Regions from separate parts of the Mus musculus genome. Here all the other regions are linked to region 3. The links are chromatin loops, found by intact Hi-C in ENCODE. Cell type or tissue: left cerebral cortex. All regions are shown on one strand.

The links. Hi-C counts contacts between places; a loop is a spot of excess contacts. Peaks named below come from ENCODE experiments on the same cell type or tissue, not always from the same donor. Only the 100,000 strongest peaks of a DNase experiment are listed, where the experiment ranks them.
Region 1: it touches region 3 in a loop (6-fold over the local background); 2 of 42 quality-filtered maps call a loop at or near these places.
Region 2: it touches region 3 in a loop (5-fold over the local background); 2 of 42 quality-filtered maps call a loop at or near these places.

The regions. Positions count from the first base shown.
Region 1 is chr12:46,065,998-46,068,497 of GRCm38, forward strand. All of the region lies in intron 2 of Gm33811 (a long non-coding RNA gene), which reads left to right. Among named protein-coding and RNA genes, the nearest start is that of Gm24948, 83 kb to the left of the region's middle. In left cerebral cortex, no CTCF peak of the experiment used is centred here; a DNase peak (open chromatin) is centred at 1,111; H3K27ac peaks cover 535 bases.
Region 2 is chr12:47,159,909-47,162,408 of GRCm38, forward strand. No RefSeq gene overlaps it. Among named protein-coding and RNA genes, the nearest start is that of Nova1, 340 kb to the left of the region's middle. In left cerebral cortex, no CTCF peak of the experiment used is centred here; a DNase peak (open chromatin) is centred at 1,393.
Region 3 is chr12:45,465,032-45,467,531 of GRCm38, forward strand. Gm33680 (a long non-coding RNA gene) reads left to right here and starts at 1,251. Exons shown (of 5, transcript XR_381572.3): 1 at 1,251-1,337; 2 at 1,409-1,492. In left cerebral cortex, a CTCF peak has its summit at 1,171 (motif pointing right); DNase peaks (open chromatin) are centred at 1,224, 1,781 and 2,217; H3K4me3 peaks cover 644 bases; H3K27ac peaks cover 1,002 bases.

The DNA.
Region 1 (2,500 bases), 600 kb after region 3:
TGTGGGTCACTGGAGATGACAGGCATGGCATACTGGGCTGATCCCATAATTAAGGGAAAAGACATAAGTCAGAAACACTGCAGCCTGGATATACTGCTTTACTGCACCCTGCAATTACTATTCTTTGGACTTTTTTTTTTCAACAGACGTTTTGCTCTGATGATACAGAATATGGTCTCTTTTCAGTATCAAAAGTTAAAGAGTGCTATGTGTGTGGTGGATTGGGGAATCACCTAGTGCTCCCGCCCATACTAAGGCTGTCACTCCATCCTTACAGAACTGACCATGCAGGGATTTCATGAATGAAAGAAAGAAAACCCTGATTCTACACCACAGAGCAGATTTCTTCACTTTGGTCCTTTCCCAGAGTAGGCAGTTAGTAATTAATCAAAGAACAAAAAGTTTACATCTTCTAGCATTTACATACAAACAGAGACATGTATACTTACATCTAGCTGGAATATTATTCTTTTTTTCCCTTGAAAAGTTTTTTTCTGTATAACATCTCTAATATTTTCGTGAAAGGCATGGTAGGTTTATTTTTTCCTGACTAAAAGGGTCTTAATTTTGCTGGGTGCAGAGCATGCTTATCTCTAGTGAATGAAATGTGATTGAAAAAGCCAATCACGAAAGCTCTTTCAGATCAGAGTAGCCATGTAAGAGGCTCTGCCCAGTGAGCCCTAAGGGCCATGCTTCTATGTAAACTTCAAAGAAGAGACTTTCAGGTCAAGGGAAACAGACAACATGACCAACATCTTCTCCCCTCTGTCCTCCACAATGCTTTATCAGAACAAAGTGTAGCAGCTAGAGATTCTGCAAAAACTTGAAACACTGACAGAGAAAAGGACAGAGTTGAAGAAATATTGAGGGTAGCATCATGAAAGTCTAACCACCAGCAGCTTTAGTTGTATTGTGTAGTTAAAAATAGCTGTTTGTTTAAACTACATGCAGTGAAATTTGTTACTCATTGCCAGGTTTATTTTTAAATGCAAAATGCATAGCACTGCCATTTAGTCAGCCTGTTATCTAGCAAGAATTAACAAGAACGCTGTATTTTATTTTCACAAAAACCCCAAAGTGAAGATAGTGGATCATTTTAAATCTCACATTTCCATATGGTACAGTTCACACAGTGAAAGTTTTCATGTACTTTAGGTAAGCCAGCTGGTATGTGTCAGAGCCAGTCTTGAAGTTGTGCATTATGTAATTCATTTCAATTCATTCATCCACATATACATTTTGATAGACGTATATGAACTTTTGTAAAACAGAATAATATGTGTACCAGTAGCATGAACTTTCATAATGAAGGTCTTGCAAAGACATCATAGTCTAATGAGTTGAAGATTTATGGCATGATCAATAGAAAAATATGTATGTGCTTTGTATTATACCCTGTAGAATTACCTTTGGTTGGTGAGGCCACCAAAGAGTAGAACCAGTAAAATTTCTGAATGAATTATCAATACATATTTCCATACCCACAAATAAGTATAGCTCTTACTATTCATCAACAAAGCCTTTTATTTTCTTTAAAGCAGAGAGCACTGCAGAAACTCACAACAGTCAAAATACAAAGAAAAACTAACCATAGATTACCCAGCTCAAATTGATACATCAACAACACAACACCTATGACCAAGGCTCAGAAAACAATGCAGAATAGAGGTGTCAAAGATTGTGAAATCCTGCTGGCCAGGAACTTTACTGTTGTATTGTGTTATCTATATATAATAGGGATCTGCACCTATGAAATCTCAACAGCATAATTACAAAGACCTACAAAATGGCAGCACCAATTGATATGCTGATAGTTAATGGCTGGTGATAGAAATAGATTCAGTTTTCTCCTAGGCACATCCACATAAGTTATCTTGTCTCAAGTAGAAAGCTTCAAACACATTCATAGGAGAAAGACTAAGTGGACTCAGCAGTATAAACACAAACACACTCTCTCTCTCTCTCTCTCTCTCTCTCTCTCTCTCTCTCTCTCTCACACACACACACACACACCCATATACACTCACAAACACACACACATACATATGGTCATGAGCTTGAAAGAGAATAGGGACACAGGAAAGGTTGGAGGGAGAAGGCAGGACAGAAAAGACATATAGTATTCATTTATAAAATTCTTAAAAATATTGCATGAATACTAATGAATAATAATGTTAAATAAAAATAATAGAAGAAAATAAAACATATGGTAAATAACTCTGGTAGCATGGCATGCTAATCCCAAAACATACAATTCAAAACAAGAATCAGAGCTAGAGAATTATAACTTAATCCAGAAAGAGGATGGGCCAGGAGTCCTGACCCCAGATCCAGCTGTACAGACTTATGTGAGGAAGGTTTTATTCTCAAGGAAGAATAAGCTTAAGTTAGTGAAAAATAAGAGAGCCCTTTGAAATATTGAATTAATATTAAATGCTATCATCTTCACTAGAAGGTAGACCTATAATAGAAACGTTTATGTAGAAAAAGAAACTAGAAA
Region 2 (2,500 bases), 1.7 Mb after region 3:
TAGCTAATTCTCTAAAGTGGGAATAGAAAACTAGTTGTTTTTTTTATAAATAAATCTCTTTCAGATGATGTGTGTGGCTAGAGACACAGAGATACTGACTGAATCTGCCTCATTTTGCAAAGGATTTTCATAGGATTAATATGCAATTGCAAATGGATTCCATTTTAATGCAAAGTTATATAGTTTATAATACATAATTATTCAAATGAGTCTTTTCCAGATTACCCCCTTTTCTACTATTGCTATAACATCCATCTCTGAAGGAAATCAGGGAAGGGACTCAAATCCAGAACCTGAAAACAGGACCTGACATAGAGGCTATTGAGAAGTGCTGCATACTGGTTTGCTCCTCTTGGTTGCTCATTTTACTTTTTTTTATATAGTTTCCAGGACCACCTGGCATAGGATAGAATTTTCCACAAACAGGCTAGGCCCTCCCATATCAATCATTAATCAATAAACAGTCAAGTGACCCTATGCCAAATTGTCCCTAGGTCAATTTGGCATAGATATGTTCTCAGTTGAGGTTCACTCTTTCCAAATGACTCTAGCTTGTACTACATATGAAAAATAAACAATCAGCCCCGCAATACCAAAACATAACCAGTAGCATTTTTAGTGTTAAGGTAGCTTATTAAACCAAATTTTAATCAATTTAGCAACTCTATTGGTATTTATTCAAGTATAGCAGTGTTTAGTGTTGTAATACAATCAAAACACTGCTTTTCAAAAGATGTTAAATGAAGGGTTCTTTTAAATATATTTGTTTTTAGATGACAACAGATTTTGTTTGCTCCCACCACAATGTTGTATAACAACTGTTCCTATCTCTTCCTTCAATATATTATAAACTGATTTTATTTAATAGATTTATGGAATAAATGTGGTGTTGTGGTTCTATGCTGTGCTAAACTGAGTGTTTCAAGCTGTTCATTTGACAACTTTTGGCTCCAATTTCATCTACTTCACATGTTTCACTTGCTCATAAGTTACATTCTTAAAGCTTAAGGGAAGAATGCCAAGAAAGCCAAAATCCATTAATATATTTACATTTTTCTCGTTTTAGATTTCTGATAATGTTCCATCCATCAAAACCAAATTATGTGGTCAATGCAGTTATCAAAGAGGTGAGGAAATATACATTTCACACTGTCCTCAGAGACCATGCCAAGTCAAACATAGATGTATGGAGATAAGAAACATAAAGAAATAAGAGAAGTTATCCTATCTAGTCCAGTATCCCTCACTGTTCGTCCTCAGAAAATACTTAAATCATATTTTCTTATAGTCAGGAGAACCCATGTGTGTAAGGGATACCAGAGTACAAAGTGAGCAGTAACCAAGGCAAACCCAGTTCTTGGTGCTCACCTCATTTCCTAGGCCATTCATGAACATAGGTATATCCTGAGGATAGAATAATGCAGTTGAGCTATGCAGTCCGGGTGCTCTGGAGTTTAATTTCCAATGGTGACTCTAAAAATACACGCTCTTGTTGGCCAAGAAGACATTAAGGATAACATTAAGGATAAATATACTTTGAGAAGGCCTAGTGGAACACCTGAATTTAGCAGACTGAGGCAAGAAGATTAAGAGTGATGAGGAGTGTTAGGCCAGCCTGTGTATACAGTTCATTCAGGTTCGTACTGGTACTGGACTACATAGTAAAGTCTTGTTTCAAAGAAGCCAAAACCTAAGAAGACAAGCTTTCATGCTGTTAATTATATTTCATTATAGTTTGCCCATTACTAATGACTCTGCTTCTAAATATTTAGCATAAATATTCACGTGTCTAAAGTAATTTTATTCAAGACTCAAAAAAGCTTCCTGTAGAAAAGGCTATCTTCAACAATCCAATGAGGAAGCAGAGCTAAGTGTGTCTCTAGACCTAGAAGAGGTGTTACTTATAATGGGACGATAGATATTAGGAGGAGCCTGGGAATATTTGGAGGTACATTGATATATCGATGAGAAATGGGTGAAGACAATTTGGGAATCTATGTGAAGTTTACTTTTAGTACAGTTACTAAGTTTTATGACAAAATAAAACATAATACAACAAAATTTGCAATTGTATGAAAGGATATGGATCTAATACCCAAACATTCTTGTCCCCCTACCAAATATAACCAGCAAGTGGCTTTATTCATAAATCTCAAGTAATTTTCTTCAGATATAGCCTTACATAGGAACTGTATATTATAATTCTGGATGCGAGGATAAATACTGATTTCTGCACTTTAAAGAATTAGGTCCTAGGGCTACACCTCTTCCATCTACTACTGTCTAACGAATGCCAGATGGTGCCTTGACAATGTCTGAGGTGATGCTGTGTGACAGACCCTATTGCGAAGATCAGAATGTATGCTTCAAAGGTTTTATGACTTACAGAAAATGCCAAATTTCTAACAAAAATCATTATTCTCACTATAAACTATAAAAAAAATGTTAAAATATTCAAGCTCACTTTGATTTATTTCTGTTTTGGAATGCAATCTGGAAT
Region 3 (2,500 bases):
GAAAAGGCAATGAGAACTACCAGAGCACAGAAGGCAGGGGTCACTGGCATGTGTCTGGGGTCACTGGAATGTAGCCAGGCTGCTTGTGATCCCCCAGAGCCACCCTGCCAGGTAACATTGAGACGAGCTGACTCCATGACAGGCTTAAAATTGGCAGTTCAGGCCTAAATCTCTGTTTCCAAGAGCTGGACAAGTCCGCAAGTCCAGGCCTCAGAAGCTGCCCCACCACCTGGCCTGAAGCAAGATCAGCAACAGTTTCCAGACTTCCTCAGCTACTTCTTCAGGAACAGTGTCTAGTCCTCATACCTAGGAAATGGAATGTCTCTAGGATGAAGTAAGACAAAGGTCACCAACCCAGAAATCCCCTAATGTTCTTTAAATCAGGCCTGCAAGCTCATTTGGTTGTCTTTCTAGCTTGGTAATGGGAGACCCCAGCATGCTGAACTCCTGCAGAACAGAACACTCTTTGCAGTTACATACTATTTGAGTCCAGGGTATCATTCTTTGGCAAATCGTGGGCCCTTACAACATCATGTGCTCAGGTATAATAACTGTCTGAGTTCTAGGCCTTGGAAGCTGGAGCAGGTGCTGTGGGCTACTGCCTTGTGTGTCAATCCCATTTATGGAGGAAGTAGATGGAGTGTAGGGAATGGATTGCCTCAGCTAGCTAGCATGGAATTATGGGAGTCTGTAACAGGATCCACAGCATGGACTCTTATCTGTGAACCAGCTCCAATGCTGCCTGAAAGGGAAGAGAAGGAATTAAAACAGTTAATTCCTAGCAGTCAGTCCCTACCTGAGATCAGAACCAGAGCAGAAGATTGCCTCGGCATAATTTTGGAAATTCAATCTTGAGCCATATCCCTGAACAGTGGGACCCAGAGGTACTGGTGATCCCAAGATTTTGTATATGAAAGCTGCCGAGGTGTTTCTGGGGAGAATTTATACTTGAGTGTTTCCCCTACATTAGCTTCCTGGACCACATCACCTTTATTCTTGTTTTTCAACGGAGAAGGTAGGCTGTGAGGTTAAAAGGAGCTCAGATTGCTGCCCCGGCTTGTTTTTGCTATGGTTTGTTTCCTGCAGAGGCTTTCTTAAGCTTCCCCAAGGCCCCAGCAGCACACAGGGAGCTTGAGGCCATCATAGGCAGCGAGACTCATGGATGACCACAGGATGGCATTGCTGTTCTTCCTTTCCCTACCATACTCCTGCTCTGCATTCATAGGAGTGAGAGTGCTCCTGCAGCCTCTTGCCAGTGTCTCCTCACAACAATGAAAAGCAGTGTGAGTGGAGCCTACTAAGTCCCTTGGCCAACAGGGAAGCCATTTCAGAGCCAGGTAGGCCCTGTGTGGATGGGCAGGACAGCACATCTAAGGTGAAAGAAGTGCTTCTCATTTTATAAAATCAGTTTCCCAGATTCCTTCCGGGATGTGTCTATAACCCACGCTGTGAGTTCTGAGGAAAGAGACTACTGAAGACAAATCCAGGAGAGGTGAGAAAATAAGGCTTTTTAGCAGAAGAGCCCGCAAAACCGCTGAGTGGGGAAGTGGAATGCTTTTATCTGATTTTGGAGGCAATTTGTATTCAGTGAAAAGAGCCATTTGTTTGTTTGTTTGTTTTCTTATTTACTGCCCTCTGGTGGAAACACATTTAGAATTTAATTTTTAAAAAGATGCACCCAAATAGAAAAGAACAAAGACTCTTGTCACACATTCAAAGACACAGTCCTGCAAAGTAAACACAGGTTTTGGATTTTGAAAGTGCTTAGAGACAGGGCCGGCTGCCTCACTCTAGCAAGTGTTAAGCAGAGTTTTACGCCATTCCTGTACTCAGAAGTCACAGGAAAGCCTGAGGAGAAAACGCCTATGTTGTAACCTGCATGTTAGAATCCTGACTGCTGCTTCCTTCTGGGGAGGGTATAATTTTTATTTATGAATATCATTGTGAAACACTCAATGTTTTATTTTATGAAGTCCTTTATGTTTCTGACTATTTTCATCCTTCTCACGTTTTCCTAAATCTTCAGCCATTTTTTTTTTTTCCAAATTTCTAACTGCTTGGCTGGGAGGAAGCATAGCTCTGCCTTGATGCTGCCTTGTTGACGGGCTGCTTCCAGTTAGAGTCTTGCTAATGCACTAGGAGGATGGCCAAGCTCCAGTCCTGGAACTGAAGCCCAGGTTTGCCATAGAGACATTTGGCTGAATCCTGGATTCAGAGGGAATCTCAGCTCTGGGGACTGCACTGTGTCTGTGGGAGTAAAGAGCTGGACAGCTCCCAGGCCTGCTTTCTATGCTGTAGTTACATCTGGCATTCCTTTGCTCCATGCTGTCAGCCCCAGCAGCAAACAAAGAGAAAAGAGAGCCAACTGGGGGAATAGTTAATCTATCTCCTCTCCTTCTCGTTTTTTAAAAAAATTAATTTTTTTTGCCTTGCCTTTCCTATTGTGTATTGGCTTATTTATAGTGAATGGGGATAGTACTTATCCATTAGGAAACATATA